3 separate regions of the Homo sapiens genome follow, and all the other regions are linked to region 1. The links are chromatin contacts, found by Hi-C or POLR2A ChIA-PET in ENCODE. All regions are on one chromosome and are shown on one strand. Each heading gives the region's core, a stretch centred on a gene start or an enhancer-like site at or near the end of the contact. The rest is flanking DNA. Distances are from core to core; before and after follow the strand shown. Region 1 holds the start of RNASEH1-DT (RNASEH1 divergent transcript). Region 2 holds the start of ODC1 (ornithine decarboxylase 1). Region 3 holds the start of ADAM17 (ADAM metallopeptidase domain 17).

Evidence for each region. Hi-C counts contacts between places; a loop is a spot of excess contacts on that map. ChIA-PET counts read pairs that join two places held with the same protein, here RNA polymerase II (POLR2A). Pooled maps may share reads with other maps.
Region 2: a loop to region 1 is called in a pooled map, with 18 times the contacts of the local background. The contact joins the promoter of ODC1 here to the promoter of RNASEH1-DT in region 1. A Hi-C loop is called at or near these places in 5 of 50 pooled maps.
Region 3: a loop to region 1 is called in a map with no recorded cell type, with 12 times the contacts of the local background. The contact joins the promoter of ADAM17 here to the promoter of RNASEH1-DT in region 1. A Hi-C loop is called at or near these places in 1 of 37 single-sample maps with no recorded cell type and 7 of 50 pooled maps. POLR2A ChIA-PET finds 5 or more read pairs at or near these places in 1 of 52 experiments (B cell).

Annotation. Positions count from the first base shown.
Region 1 is chr2:3,555,797-3,560,411 of GRCh38, reverse strand. RNASEH1-DT (RNASEH1 divergent transcript) reads right to left here and starts at 2,026. Exons shown (of 3, transcript NR_038429.1): 1 at 1,414-2,026; 2 at 683-964. It overlaps RNASEH1 (ribonuclease H1), which reads left to right and starts at 2,079. Exons shown (of 8, transcript NM_002936.6): 1 at 2,079-2,279; 2 at 3,508-3,623. The coding sequence starts at 2,152. RefSeq lists enhancers at 1-313, 1,978-2,227 and silencers at 1,628-1,947, 2,318-2,417.
Region 2 is chr2:10,445,103-10,449,717 of GRCh38, reverse strand. ODC1 (ornithine decarboxylase 1) reads left to right here and starts at 1,391. Exons shown (of 12, transcript NM_002539.3): 1 at 1,391-1,597; 2 at 4,454-4,563. It overlaps SNORA80B (small nucleolar RNA, H/ACA box 80B), which reads left to right and starts at 2,869; the gene lies at 2,869-3,004. RefSeq lists silencers at 521-2,000, 3,225-3,454 and an enhancer at 2,121-2,210.
Region 3 is chr2:9,553,070-9,557,684 of GRCh38, reverse strand. It overlaps ADAM17 (ADAM metallopeptidase domain 17), which reads left to right and starts at 1,855. Exons shown (of 19, transcript NM_003183.6): 1 at 1,855-2,176. The coding sequence starts at 2,080. RefSeq lists silencers at 931-1,225, 1,197-1,416, 1,647-1,936, 2,551-2,845.

The sequences.
Region 1 (4,615 bases), core at 777-3,276:
TTCTCAGGGAAGATGAGTCCTTGTGATACAGGACCAGCCAGTGGGCACAGAAAAGCAAGCCCTTGGTAGGTCAACCCTCAGATATGCTGACGAGGTGGGGGCAGCTGTCAGGTCATCCTGAGAGCCTTCCCGGGCATCTCTGGGCTTCCTCAGATATCTACACAAGGGTAGGATGATCAGTCATAAATGGACTTTAGGGACAGCTGTGTGTGTCTTTTTATTTTAAAATAAGAATCCGTCTTGAAGTGCAATAGGTAGGAATGAGGAATGAAAGCTATGGCCAATTTAAATTAAAATTAGGAAAGCTGAAATGTTTAAAATTGATGTTCTTTGGCCAGGCACAGTGGCTAATGCCTGTAATCCTAGCACTTTGGGAGGCTGAGGCAGGCGGATCACTTGAGGTCAGGAGTTCGCAACCAGCCGGGCCAACATGGTGAAACTCTGTTTCTACTAAAAATACATAAAAATTAGCCAGGCGTGATGGCGGGCGCCTGTAATCCCAGCTACTTGGGAGGCTGAGGCAGGAGAAATGCTTGAACCCGGGAGGTGGAGGTTGCAGTGAGCCCCAATCGTGCATCGTGCCACTGCACTCCAGCCTGGGCGACACAGCAAGACTCTGTTTAAAAAAAAAAAAAAAAAAAAAAAAAGATGTTCTTCGATTTCACAGAGGAACACAACTTACCACGCCAATGTACGCGTCGCTTTTGCCTGGGCCGTTCCTTCTTCCTAGAATGTCCTGCTTCTTTCTCTTTGTCTAACTCATGTGAATGAACTTTTTAAAAAATTAGTATCCTTCAAAACTGTATTTGCTCAGGCGTTCTGATGTGAGGCCCTCCTGACTCTCCAGGTGCGGGTGCTTCTCTGCTCTGTGTCTCTCACCTCCAACAGCTTGTTCTGCCTGCGCACTATTTGCTGATGTGTTATCTCCGGGGATTCTCGAATTTCTCACCTTCATCCCCAAGGCCTGACAAAATACATGGCAGGTGTGCAAAAGGCTTGTTAGAAGACCTTAAGAAAATTAAAGAAAAGTGGTTTAAAAATAATTCGAATAACAATGTTTGCCAATGGAGACTTTTTTTTTTTTTTTGAGACGGAATCACGCTCTGTCGCCCAGATGCAACCTCCACCTCTCGAGTTCGAGCGCCTCTCCTGCTTCAGCCTCCTGAGTAGCTGGGATTACAGGCGCAGGCGACCACGCCCGGCTAATTTTTGTATTTTTAGTAGAGACAGGGTTTCATCATATTGGCCAGGATGGTCTCGATCTCCTGACCTGGTGATCCACCCGCCTTGGCCTCCCAAAGTGCTGAGATTACAGGCGTAAGCCACCACGCCCCTCCAACCCATGAACACTTTTAAAATTACTTGATTTGCTTACAGAGCAAAAGGTCAAATGGGGAGAATTCTAAAAGTTACCTTCTCAACTCAGTTTTCTCCCGGGTCGTGGTGCTTGAGGCACTGGATATCCCCTGGTTAAACACCCACGTGCAGTGGAGCAGGGAGGGGACGCGCCCCTTCGGGGGTGGGCGCCCAAGGCAAGGGGAGGAATGCGGCTTCCACGGCCTCCCCTCTCGCCCTCCTTTGTGCTTATTCTAATTCATGAATTCTAACATCTTTCTGCCCACTAAAAAATGTGCATTCATTCATCTGGCCACAGCCCTTACTGTAGATCCGCATCCCTGGAGCTCTCGAGGAGCCGCGGTTACCGCACGTGGGTGCCGGGCGCCAGGGGGTTCAAGGGCTTCCCGCGGTGACCCGAGCACGCCGGGGCGTGGCCCCCGAACTGCGGCCTGGGGGCGGGGAGAGAAGGGGCCCAACATGGTCCATCTCGACCTTCCTCTGCCGGGCCCAGGGCTTCAGCCCCGCTCCCATAGGCCCCGCCCCATCCCAGACCTCGCCCGCCTTCGGGATCTCAGCCCTGGCTCCGCTTCTTCAAGTACCGACAGGAAGTTGACGAGTTCGGGCTCGTCAGGGGCCGAGCTCCGGGCTCCGCCCTACGACACCGCCCCTCCCTAGGCCCCGGCCCTCATCAGGACTCCGCCCAGACGTGCGTCATCTTCCCGCGCCGGTGACGGAAGTGCGGTGTTGAGCGCCGGCGGCTCGCGCCCACGCTGGGCCGGGAGTCGAAATGCTTCCCGGTGCCGGGAGTGAGCGATGAGCTGGCTTCTGTTCCTGGCCCACAGAGTCGCCTTGGCCGCCTTGCCCTGCCGCCGCGGCTCTCGCGGGTTCGGGATGTTCTATGCCGTGAGGAGGGGCCGCAAGACCGGGGTCTTTCTGACCTGGTGAGTGGCCCGCCCGCCGAGGCGCCTCCCTGCCGGCATCGGGGTCGAGGGAGGCCGGAGCCCGGCTAACCCCGGCGGCGGGAGCCTGGCGGTCCGAGTCTGTGCCGCGCGCTGTGGCTGTGGGTGGTCGGGGGACCGCCTCGTTTTCCTGCTCGGCCGGCGGGGTTCCAGGAGGCTCATGGCCTGGGACTGGAACGCACCGAAGACTTGTTTGAAATATCAGAAACGTCGCGTAAAGGTTAGGGGTGGCCTAATAAACCCTGTGTTTAATCCTCCATCTTTGTTGCAGTTAAAGTGCAACAAAAAGTGACACGTAATCAGAACGAACCCCCGTTACCAGAAGACTTTCCGTACCAGCTAAATTGGGATTGGAACTCAGTACCTAATCTTCCCTTTTAAAAAAGGCAAATTCTAATAAGCCAGTATTTGCAGTTGGATCCTTGTAACAACCCTTGGAGGTGAGAGGGATTATTCTCACTTTCAGGTATAGTTCTTGGGGTCAGGAAGTTCCCAGGGCATGTAACTGACAGAGAAAGGACTTGAGCCCAGCTGTTCTGACTGTACCACCAGAACTCTTCCCACTACAAGATACCAAAGTTCGTTACCTGTGTTTCCCCATGCACGGCAGCTACAGTATTGAGGAAGAAGCATCTCAGAAGTTGACCTTTTTGTTGTAAAGAAATGGTTAATATTTTTTTCAAAGACCGCAGTATTTTGTTATGCTTTGAGTTTGACGAAAGCCTTATGGTGCTGGTGTGCTGGCTGGCTGGCATACAGTAGAACACAGGTGTAGAGTCTGACGTGCAGGATAAAACTATAAGGTGCGACTCTGCCCTTTTCACGCAAAAATTGGTCCTCTATATCCAGTTTGCATCCTCAGTTTCAGCTAACCATAGATCAAAAATATTTGGAAAAAATTAAAATAGAATACAGTTTTAAAATACGCATAAAAAGACAATACAACTATATAGATTGTATTAGGTATTATAAACTAGAGATGATTTAAAGCATGCAAGAAGATGTGTGTGGGTTATTTGCAAATACACCATTTTATGCAAAGGACTTAAGCATCCTCTGATGTTGGTATCTGTGATGGGGTGGAGGACTTCCTGGAATCAGTCTCCCTCAGATACCAAGGGACAACTGTATTTCCAACCTTAAGAATCTCAATAAAAAAGGGGATAAGTTAGAGAAGGAAGAAGGAAATAACATTGCACATCTTTTCCAGGAATGAGTGCAGAGCACAGGTGGACCGGTTTCCTGCTGCCAGATTTAAGAAGTTTGCCACAGAGGATGAGGCCTGGGCCTTTGTCAGGAAATCTGCAAGCCCGGAAGTTTCAGAAGGTAGTCACCTCTCATATCAGTGTGACATTTTAACCTATTCAAAGGCTTTCATATGCCAGATGGCATTTGATCTATATAGCTACCCTCTAGGCATGTAGGGAACCTCGTGTGATTGTTTTCATTTTACAAATTAGGGAACAGACTGAAAGCAGTTACAAATAGTGGTTCATATTACTTACAGTATTAGGGATAAGCCAGGACTCAGCTCTCCTGTTCCATTCAGCCTTTTATGCCATAATTCCTTGTCTTTTTTTAAAAAAATACTTGTCCAGCCTGGCCAACATGATGAAACTCCATCTCTACTAAAATACAAAAATTAGCTGGGCATGGTGGCGCACACCTGTAATCCCAGCTACTCGGGAGGCTGAGGTGGGAGAATTGCTTGAGCCCGAGAAGTGGAGGCTACAGTGAGCCGAGATTGCACCACTGCACTCCAGCCTGGGTGACAGGGCAAGACTCGTCAAAAAAAAAAAAAAAAAACTTACATAGTTATTGGACTGGATGGGCTACAGTTTACAGGAATGAGTGTGGTTCTTTCCATGGCATGCCCCTTTGTGGTGTTGCCTTTTTATTGAGAACAGAGTCACACAATCTGAATTTCTTCTTTTTTTTTTTCCTTGAGACAGAGTCTCTGTTGCGCAGGCTGGAGTGCAGTGGCACAATCTTGGCTCACTGCAGTCTCTGCCTCCTGCGTTCAAGCGATTCTCCTGCTTCAGCTTCCGGAGTAGCTGGGATTACAGGTGCGTGCCACCACGCCCGGCTAATTTTTGTATTTTTTTTAGTAGAGATGGGATTTCACCATATTGGCCAGGCTGGTCTTAAACACCTGACCTCAAATGATTCACCTGCTTTGGCCTCCCAAAGTGTTAGGATTCCAGGCATGAGCCACCACGCCTGTCCAATTTCTTCCAATTTTATGTGTTATAGAAAGTACGGTTATTCAAAGTTTAAAGCCCAATATAAGATTAATTCCCAATATAATTGGAAGTTTA
Region 2 (4,615 bases), core at 142-2,641, 6.9 Mb before region 1:
TCAAAACCTCACAGGGCTTTGTAGCTATAAAGATATGTAAGGATCCTTGGGTTATCTGAAGCCCAGAGAAGGGAGATAACTTGTCCAAGAGCACACAGCAAGTTGGGGGCAGCGCTGGGCCAGTGCTCTGAGCTCCTCCAACCCCGCCCCCACCCACCCAAGGCTAGATCTAGATCTACCCACTCCTCTCCTTAACTCTTCATCGGCTGTACTCCCACCCTAAGGAGTCGAAATCCCCACCCTAGGGAGAGACATATCCTGTCTGGATTGTCCAAAAGGGAATGAAAGGTAAAAATGAAAAAAAAAAAAAAAAGTGTCCCCAATTCAAGTGCAGTGCCTCCCTGGTGCGGGCATTCCAGCGTGGCCTGGAGTGAGTGGCAGTCCACCTCCAGAGGCGTCCCCTGGGCGCTCCTAGGGACTCGAATTTCCCACGCGGCTTTTTGCTTTATGTATTCACTGTTTAGACGTTTTCGGTCAAAGCATTTTGGGACTTCCGTAACTCTCAGAGCGCGCCAGGGAGCCGCCCTTAAAGATACCTAGTTACTGATGAGTTCCATCCGGTAAAGCAGAGGGTAGTGGGCGGCTTGGAGACTCAGGATCCGGGTCCCCTCACGCTCCTGGCTGAGTCCCTGGCTTCACAGGGGAAACTACCTCCGCAGGCCAGGACCCATCTAGTTACAGGATACCTCGATGTTACAAAGACGAGGCTTCCAGCGCGGGGGCGTGGAGGCGGCTGCCAGCCCTGCCCGCAGCGTGCTGGCGACCCCCGGGACGCCCCTTCCCTCCCGCGCCTCTGCTCCCTAGCTGGTGGGAGCAGAGCGGCACCGGGATCACTTCCAGGTCCCTTGCACCGGAGGAATGGGCGGCAGCAGGGTCCGGAGTCGGCCCGGCGGGGCCCACGTGGCCAGCACATCGGTCCTCCGCTCGCGATTTCCCTTTTCCGCTCTCGGGCACGAGGTACTGAACGCCAGGTGGAAGCACAGCTGTGCAGCTACAGGCTCTGCCGTTCAGCTGCCGCGGGCCGGGGCCGGGGCCTGCGGCGTCGTGCGCGTGCGCGGACCAGTTCCAGGCGGGCGAGACCGCCGCAGGGCGGGGCGGGGCGAGGCGGCCGCAGGGCGGGGAGGGCGGGGAGAGGCGGCCGCAGGGCGGGGAGGGCGGGGCGCGAAGCCGGGGGCGGGGGCCACGCGTGGGGCAGGCGGTGCTCGGCTCGGCTGACGTCGGCCCGCCGGCGCCCCACCAGCTCCGCGCGGGCCCGGGTTGGCCACCGCCGGGCCCCCGCCCCTCCCCCGGCGGTGTCCCGGCCGGAACCGATCGTGGCTGGTTTGAGCTGGTGCGTCTCCATGGCGACCCGCCGGTGCTATAAGTAGGGAGCGGCGTGCCGTGGGGCTTTGTCAGTCCCTCCTGTAGCCGCCGCCGCCGCCGCCCGCCGCCCCTCTGCCAGCAGCTCCGGCGCCACCTCGGGCCGGCGTCTCCGGCGGGCGGGAGCCAGGCGCTGACGGGCGCGGCGGGGGCGGCCGAGCGCTCCTGCGGCTGCGACTCAGGCTCCGGCGTCTGCGCTTCCCCATGGGGCTGGCCTGCGGCGCCTGGGCGCTCTGAGGTGAGGGACTCCCCGGCCGCGGAGGAAGGGAGGGAGCGAGGGCGGGAGCCGGGGCGGGCTGCGGGCCCCGGGCCCCGGGCACGTGTGCGGCGCGCCTCGCCGGCCTGCGGAGACACGTGGTCGCCGAGCGGGCCACGACCTTGAGGCGCCGCTTCCTCCCGGCCCGGGGTTCTCCCGCGGCTGGATAAGGGTGATCCGGGCGCCTCGTTCTGCCCCCGTCTTCACAGCTCGGGGCTGGAGGGGCCTAGGGGAGACCCACCCGGAGACCCTGCGGCCCCGCGCCGGCCTCTTTCCCAACCCTTCGGCGGCCGCGCGCTGGCCGGGGAGCCGTTGGGGAGGCCCTGGCGGCCGCGCAGCAGGTGCAGGGGCGCAGAGCCCGGGCTCGCCTTGGTACAGACGAGCGGGCCCCGGCCTTGGCGCCTTCAGTTTCCTTCCAGTTTTTATTTTCGCTGTGTCTACAGAGCAGATGACACCAATTTGGAAACCCGCGAGAGTGGGTAGAGCTAAGATAGTCTTGCTGTAGTAGCTGTGATATTAGATGCTCGGCCATGACTTAGAGGTGTTTATTTAAGGACTGTGAATGACTCGGTGATTTCGGAAAAGCTTGGCTTAGATGAACGGACATACACAGGGGAGACAGCCCTAAGGTTTGCAGAAAAGGCTGATTGTGCTGTTTGCGAAGTCGAAATAATTGGTGAAAGTGTAGAAGGCAGAACCTCTCAGGAATGTCTGGGGAGGACAAAGAATGTGTTGGCTGACTTTGTTTAAACATAAAATTGGGCAGACTTTAATTGATTTGTGAAATTTTTTTCAAAGTTTGTTTGAATTAGCCCCTATCTCTTCTAACATTATCCTCTTGTGCTAATTGATTGACCATTTTAAATAACTTAGCTGTTACAGAAAGACCGAAAGGTGTTCTTCAGTAAAATATATTCAAGTAAGTTACTTAAGTAACGCCTTAAAAGATACAGAAAAGCAAAAAAGTATTGGCGTATTAAAAAGAAATCAAAACTTTCCAAGTTTAGGCCTGAACATTGCCTTAAAAATATTTAATAAGGCCTCAAATGACCCAGTCCGAGACTGCATGAGCCTATTTATTATTAAATTGTAAATATTCTTCATATAAACAAAAATATATAACCATGTCTGTAACAAAAATGGTTTTGCTAGCGTTGTTACTCTCTTCCCTTCTCCGAGGGGTGATTTAGGCAACTTCGGAGGTTGACAATGCCAAGCAGTCACAATAGATAGAGCTTTAAAGCAAATTCTATGCATGGGTTTGGATTTATGACAGGCCCGTCACCCTGGGCCTGTCATAGTACCCCATGCCAGAGCAAACTGTGTCCCCGAACCATTGCCTGGCCTCTGTGCCCGTAGGCTGCTGGCACTGAAGTGGGTTGCACAGTGGAAAAGAAGAAAGCTCTACCTGGCAGAAATTTTTAAAGGTTAAAATAAATAATTTTAAGAAAGCTGGTTCACAAGGTGCCACATTTGATGAAAGCAAAATACAGTGGCTTTTATTGTTACTAGAGTGATGTTCTTGCTTGTTTTTCTTTTTTGGTGAAGTTAGCCCCAAATTATTCTCATAGCTAAGCAAATACGAGAGTGACTGTAAGGACAGTTGGCATTCCCGGAATTGCTAAACTTGGTAGGCAACGCTGGTTTAAGAATACTGAGTTCTAGCCGGGCGTGGTGGCTCACGCCTGTAATCCCAACACTTTGGGAGGCTGAGGCAGGCGGATCACCTGAGGTCGGGAGTTGGAGACCAGCCTGACTAACATGGAGAAACGCCATCTCCACTAAAAATATAAAATTAGCCAGGCCCCGGGTGTGGTGGCACATGCCGGTAATCCCAGCTACTCGGGAGACTGAGGCAGGAGAATCGCTTGAACCCAGGAGGCGGAGGTTGAGGTGAGCCGAGATCATGCCATTGCACTCCAGCCTGGGCAACAAGAGTAAAACTCTGTCTCAAAAAAAAAAAAAAAAAATACTGAATTCTGATCAGGTAACAGCAACTGTAATACAATGTGATAAGTTGACTTGAAGATTACAGTTTTTAAGAAGTATATACCCAGCTAATACATGAAAATTAACTCGTAAAATCTCAAATGCTCCAGACATTTCCATGATGCCTGTTGGTCAGTAAAAATCATTCTAAGACTTAGTGGAAGTAGGAAATGTTTGTATGGCTGTGTATAAAGGCTATAATGTAATCCCAGCACTTTGGAAGACCGAGGCGGGTGGATCACCTGGGGTCAGGAGTTTGAGACCCACCTGGACAACGTGGTGAAATCCTGTCTCTACTAAAAACACAAAAATTAGCCGGGCATGGTGGCAGGCGCCTGTAATCCCAGCTGCTGGGGAGGCTGAGGCAGGAGAATCGCTTGAACCCGGGAGGCAGAGGTTGCAGTGAGCCAAGATTGCACCGCTGCACTCCAGCCTGGGTGACAGCGTGAGACTCTGTCTCAAAAAAAATAAAAAAGTCTATAATGCTATTTTAAGTTTCTAAGGAACTGAAACTGCTCTGAAATAAATCAGACCATTATAAGACTTTTTTCCATATCAGTGAGCTAAGTGCAGATAAGCTTCTGAAACTTGCATGCTAGATTTTTTTGGTACAAATATTTGAAATGCTTAGTGTGCTGCCTTGGAAAAACCTGGTATTTTTTGTTGTGTCCTTATACTGCCAAGGTTTATGGAATCATGTACCTTATGCCTAGTAATAATTAGGATGACCAGGCCAGTGAGTGGTTCATATCCGGGGCATGATTAGCTCTGCGTGTGCTCAGCCAGTGCCCCATCTTCAACTCGATGTGTTCCTAAGGTAGACAGCAAATTCCCTATTTTATTTCTCAGATTGTCACTGCTGTTCCAAGGGCACACGCAGAGGGATTTGGAATTCCTGGAGAGTTGCCTTTGTGAGAAGCTGGAAATATTTCTTTCAATTCCATCTCTTAGTTTTCCATGTAAGTATTCAGTTTACATTTATGTTGCAGGTTAATCTTAAGAATTGTATTG
Region 3 (4,615 bases), core at 606-3,105, 6.0 Mb before region 1:
GGCTCACGCTTATAATCCTGGCACTTTGGGAGGCCGAGGCGGGTGGATCACCTAAGGTCAGGAGTTTGAGACCAGCCTGGCCAACGTGGTGAAATGCCATCTCTACTAAAAATACAAAAATTAGCTGGGCGTGGTGGCGGGCGCCTGTAATCCCAGTTACTTGGGAGGCTGAGACAGGAGAATCGCTTAAACCTAGGAGGTGTTCAGTCGGTTGTAGTGGGCCAAGATCACGCCATTGCACTCCAGCCTGGGCAATAAGAGCGAAACTCTTTCCCCCACCACCCCCCCCCAAAAAAAAGAAAAGAAAATGGATCGGGATTTTTTTTTTAAACGGCATTTACTAAACAGCTAAGTACCTTCTATGAGCAAGGCACTGTACAAGAGCTGTTGGGGATACCAAAATAATACAATCTACGATCTACTAAAGTTACAAGCCGGACATTATGGTGACTGGATGTTCAGAAAAGAAACCAGATGACATTATTATGGTACACCAAAAAAGCCCCCCAAAAACCGTACTCAACTGTCACATTCTTATGGAATACAATTTTTACAGATTGTATACAATTTGCATGTGAAATTCTGCTTACTTTTTGACTAGGTATGCCACTAATGGGTATGTTTAATAAAGATATTTTATACTTCAGATGTACAGACCAGGTCCGGTTAATTTTAGCCAACAATGTATTGTTGAAAAAGACGCTGATATTTTACTGCGGCAAACCACCATTAACATAAATTTTAACCACAGTTTGAGTATTTTATTAGGAATAAGCCTTGAAACTTGAATAGGACTAGTATTCCTAACAATTTACCGTTTCATAATAAAGGCTGTCTCACTCTTAAGTGGAAAACGTATTATGTCCTACTTTTATAAACTTTGGTTGAACTAAATAAAACAGCAACATGTACCCAACGTTTTTAGACTGTTTTATTCAGTACCATAAACATTCACTAAACTATACAGAGCTAAAATCATGCAAAAGATTGCAAAACAAACTGCCTTGGGAAATTTCCAGTCTAAGCTAAATGGACCAAGTATAGGATTGAATTTTAAGAAGTTGGTGGGAAGATTCCAGCTCTTGTACTCACAGGTAAGGTCCTAGGATTCTATTTGTTGAAGTGTCTGCAGACCCTCTCCCTACAGCAGGGGCGTGGAGCAAATGTGCATTCAGGAAGTGCTTATTAGTCCCCCCAAAACCTTTTTCGTGACGACAGACGGATGGAGGCCTCAGACGACTCCGGCAGTAGGACCCTGAACCAAATGCCTGAGCTGCGCTCGAAAGGCTCGTCTCGCAGGAGCTGGCGAGTGGCACGGGCTTCGGTGGCCGGGCTCGGGGCTCGGGGCTCGGGGCCCGGGGCCGGGGGGGGCGGGGGGTCCGTGCCCAGGGCACTCTGTGGCTCGATTCATGTCCCCGCCCTCCCACCTGAGCACACTGGGCAGAGAGCCTGCGGCATCGGGCCAGTCGCGCCTCCTCGTCCGCCCTGGGCAGGTCGCTGGGCCCCAGGCCGCTTTCTACAGCTCCTTTAATAAAATGGACAGCAGGGGTCCTAACCAGACGTGGGCATCAAGACAAAGGAGGCGGCCAGACGCGCTTGAGGGCCTGCTCGCTAGCTCCCGCCCCCCCATTCCGCGGTCACCCGGGGACAGAGGCCAGGCCGGACTGGGTGGAGTTGGGACTCATACGTCTGCGTCCAGGAAGGCGCCGGGCGAGCCCCAGCTAGACGTGACGGGCGGGGCCGAACACGGCAGCGGACCAGAGGCCCGCGGCGCACCGGCGTGGGGCGGGGCAAGCGGAGCCTCCCGGGATGCCGCGCGGCAGCCGGCTTCCGGCTGTGGGTGGTGCGGGGGACAGCGGCGGCCGGAAGCTGGCTGAGCCGGCCTTTGGTAACGCCACCTGCACTTCTGGGGGCGTCGAGCCTGGCGGTAGAATCTTCCCAGTAGGCGGCGCGGGAGGGAAAAGAGGATTGAGGGGCTAGGCCGGGCGGATCCCGTCCTCCCCCGATGTGAGCAGTTTTCCGAAACCCCGTCAGGCGAAGGCTGCCCAGAGAGGTGGAGTCGGTAGCGGGGCCGGGAACATGAGGCAGTCTCTCCTATTCCTGACCAGCGTGGTTCCTTTCGTGCTGGCGCCGCGACCTCCGGATGACCCGGGCTTCGGCCCCCACCAGAGACTCGGTAAAGACCCAGGGGAGTTGGCTTAGGCCGGCGCCTGGAGCGCTCGTTTGAGGGAAGAGCAGGGGAGCTGGGTCTATCAGGTGTTTGGGGGCGGGGTATTGGCGATGGTGGCGCGTCCCTAAGTTTTCAGTGTAGAAGGGGGTGTGGCTCTCGGAGTTTGGGGAAAGAATAAAGGAGATGGGCCTGTCTCTGAGTGGGAAAGGGCTACTGGACGGGCTCCATGTAGTGACTGAGCGCCTGAGAGGGGTTTGCTCCCTAGCTTTGTGTTCGGGGAGGGTGTTGGGAAAGCGGTAAGGAGTAGGGTGGCTGGATCTTGTTTGGAGAGGGAGATGTGGTCAGGGTTCTTGCCTTAGTAGGGAACAAATCTAGTGTTGTGTGTTCCTACCAGAGCCAGAAAGGAAGGGCCCAAAGCTCCAGAATTCTTCCTGGTCCTCGAAGGAGGGAACTAGAATTTCTGCTGTAGGAGGTACTTATGCAGTAATCTCGTTGGGAGGCGGAGACTGGAGTTGGAGTCTTAAGAGTTGTGTTTTTGCGAACATCCTAAGCACGTTCTTGGTTATTTCAATTGTAGCTTATTGGAGGTGCTTGGGAGATGGGGGGAGGCGGAAACCTGGTAAGCCAACTCGTGATGCTGCCACTATGAATGCTTTCCTTGCACTTTTAAACAAAGAAATTATCAAGAGTGACGAGTTTGATGAATTTAGAGGCTAGAAAGTAGAGGGTTCCTATTTCATTAGATTTTCCAGAGAGATTGGATTTTAAGGATGGAGATGCATTAAGGGATCTGAACTTTGGTGGAAGTAAGTTTGCGTGAACTTTTAGTGTATTTTAAAATCCTTTTATCTTTCAAAAATTGACGTGTAAGATACTTTAATTAGTAATAAAGTGTGAAATAATGTTTTCCCAGTGTGTGAAATTGTAGGCTTGCATGGTTGTACTGGTTCCCAAATTTCACCATGATACCATGTGTAGTATTTTTTTTCTTTATATTTAGTGGACAGAAATTGTAATGGATTGGTATGGATACTAAAGGTGTTGAGAGTGTTATCACTTGAACAGCTGTCTTATGATTCTTTCCGATTGAAATGGATTACAAGTGACTAATGAAAGGCAAGGGATCTTGTTAGGAAGTGCTGAGAAGTGGTAAGTCAGTACAAATTGAAGGACATTTTGAGGTAGGATTGTGGTTAGGATGGAGGGATAGGGTAAGGGTCTTCATTTTAAGGATAAATGTTAGTAAAAAGAATAAATATGTATTTTGAGATATTAAAATTATATTTGCACCACCCTGACACAACTGTTTCACTTATGTTATTAATCTGTTGTTCGTAGGTAAAAATAAGCATGAGTCCCAAGGAAGCATACAGTTTAAAGAGAAACATTACTTTCTAGATCAATTCATAACATTTGCAGATCGTAAGGTTTTTTAGACCATTTTTTTTTTCCAAGACAGAGTCTTGCTCTGTTGCCCAGGCTGGAGTGCAGTGGCGCGATCTCAGCTCACTGCAACCTCCGCCTCCCGGGGTTCAAGCAGTTCACCTGCCTTAGCCTCCTGAGTAGCTGGGATTACAGGCATGTGCCACCACGCCCAGCTAATTTTTGTATTCCTAGTAGAGACGGGGTTTCACCATGTTGGCCAGGCTGGTCTAGAACTCTTGACCTCGTGATCCGCCCACCTGGGCCTCCCTAAGTGCTGGGATTACAGGCATGAACCACCGCTCCTGGCCCATGTGTTTGTTTTTTATTTGCAAAATGCAGACCACCTGTGCCAGAAGAATGCATAGACTTTTCTTTTTTCTTTTCTTTTCTTTTTCTTTCTTTTTTTTTTTTTTTGAGGCAGTGTTTTGCTCTTGTTGCCCAGGCTGGAGTGCAATGGCGTCATCTCAGCTCACCACAACCTCCGCCTCCCGGGTTCAAGCAATTCTCCTGCCTCAGCCTCCCAAGTAGCTGGGATTACAGGCATGTGCCACCACGTCCGGCTAATTTTTTGTATTTTTAGTAGAGATGGGGTTTCTCCATGTTATTCAGGCTGGTCTCGAACTCCTGACCTCAGGTGATCAGCACACCTCGGCCTCCCAAAGTGCTGGGATTAAAGGCTTGAGCCACCAGGCCCGGCCTCTTTTTTTTTTTTTAAACGAAATATTTGAAGGACACACAAGTATTATACGTGGCATTGGAAATACAAAGATCAGACGATATCCATCTTCAAATGGTTATAGCATAGGGAAATAGACATTCATTTAGGACACTTCTAAAACAGCATAGAGGAGAGTGCTAGAGTACGTTATAGCAAGTGTTATCACCAAATGAATCTTAGAGATCAAGTCTAGTTTTCAAATAAAGGAGGAGGAAAATGAGTCTCAGGAAGATGCTGTCAGTTGTCAATGATGAACATAGGCCTTGTGGGTATTTTTCTTTTGAAGAATGACTTTTTTTTTC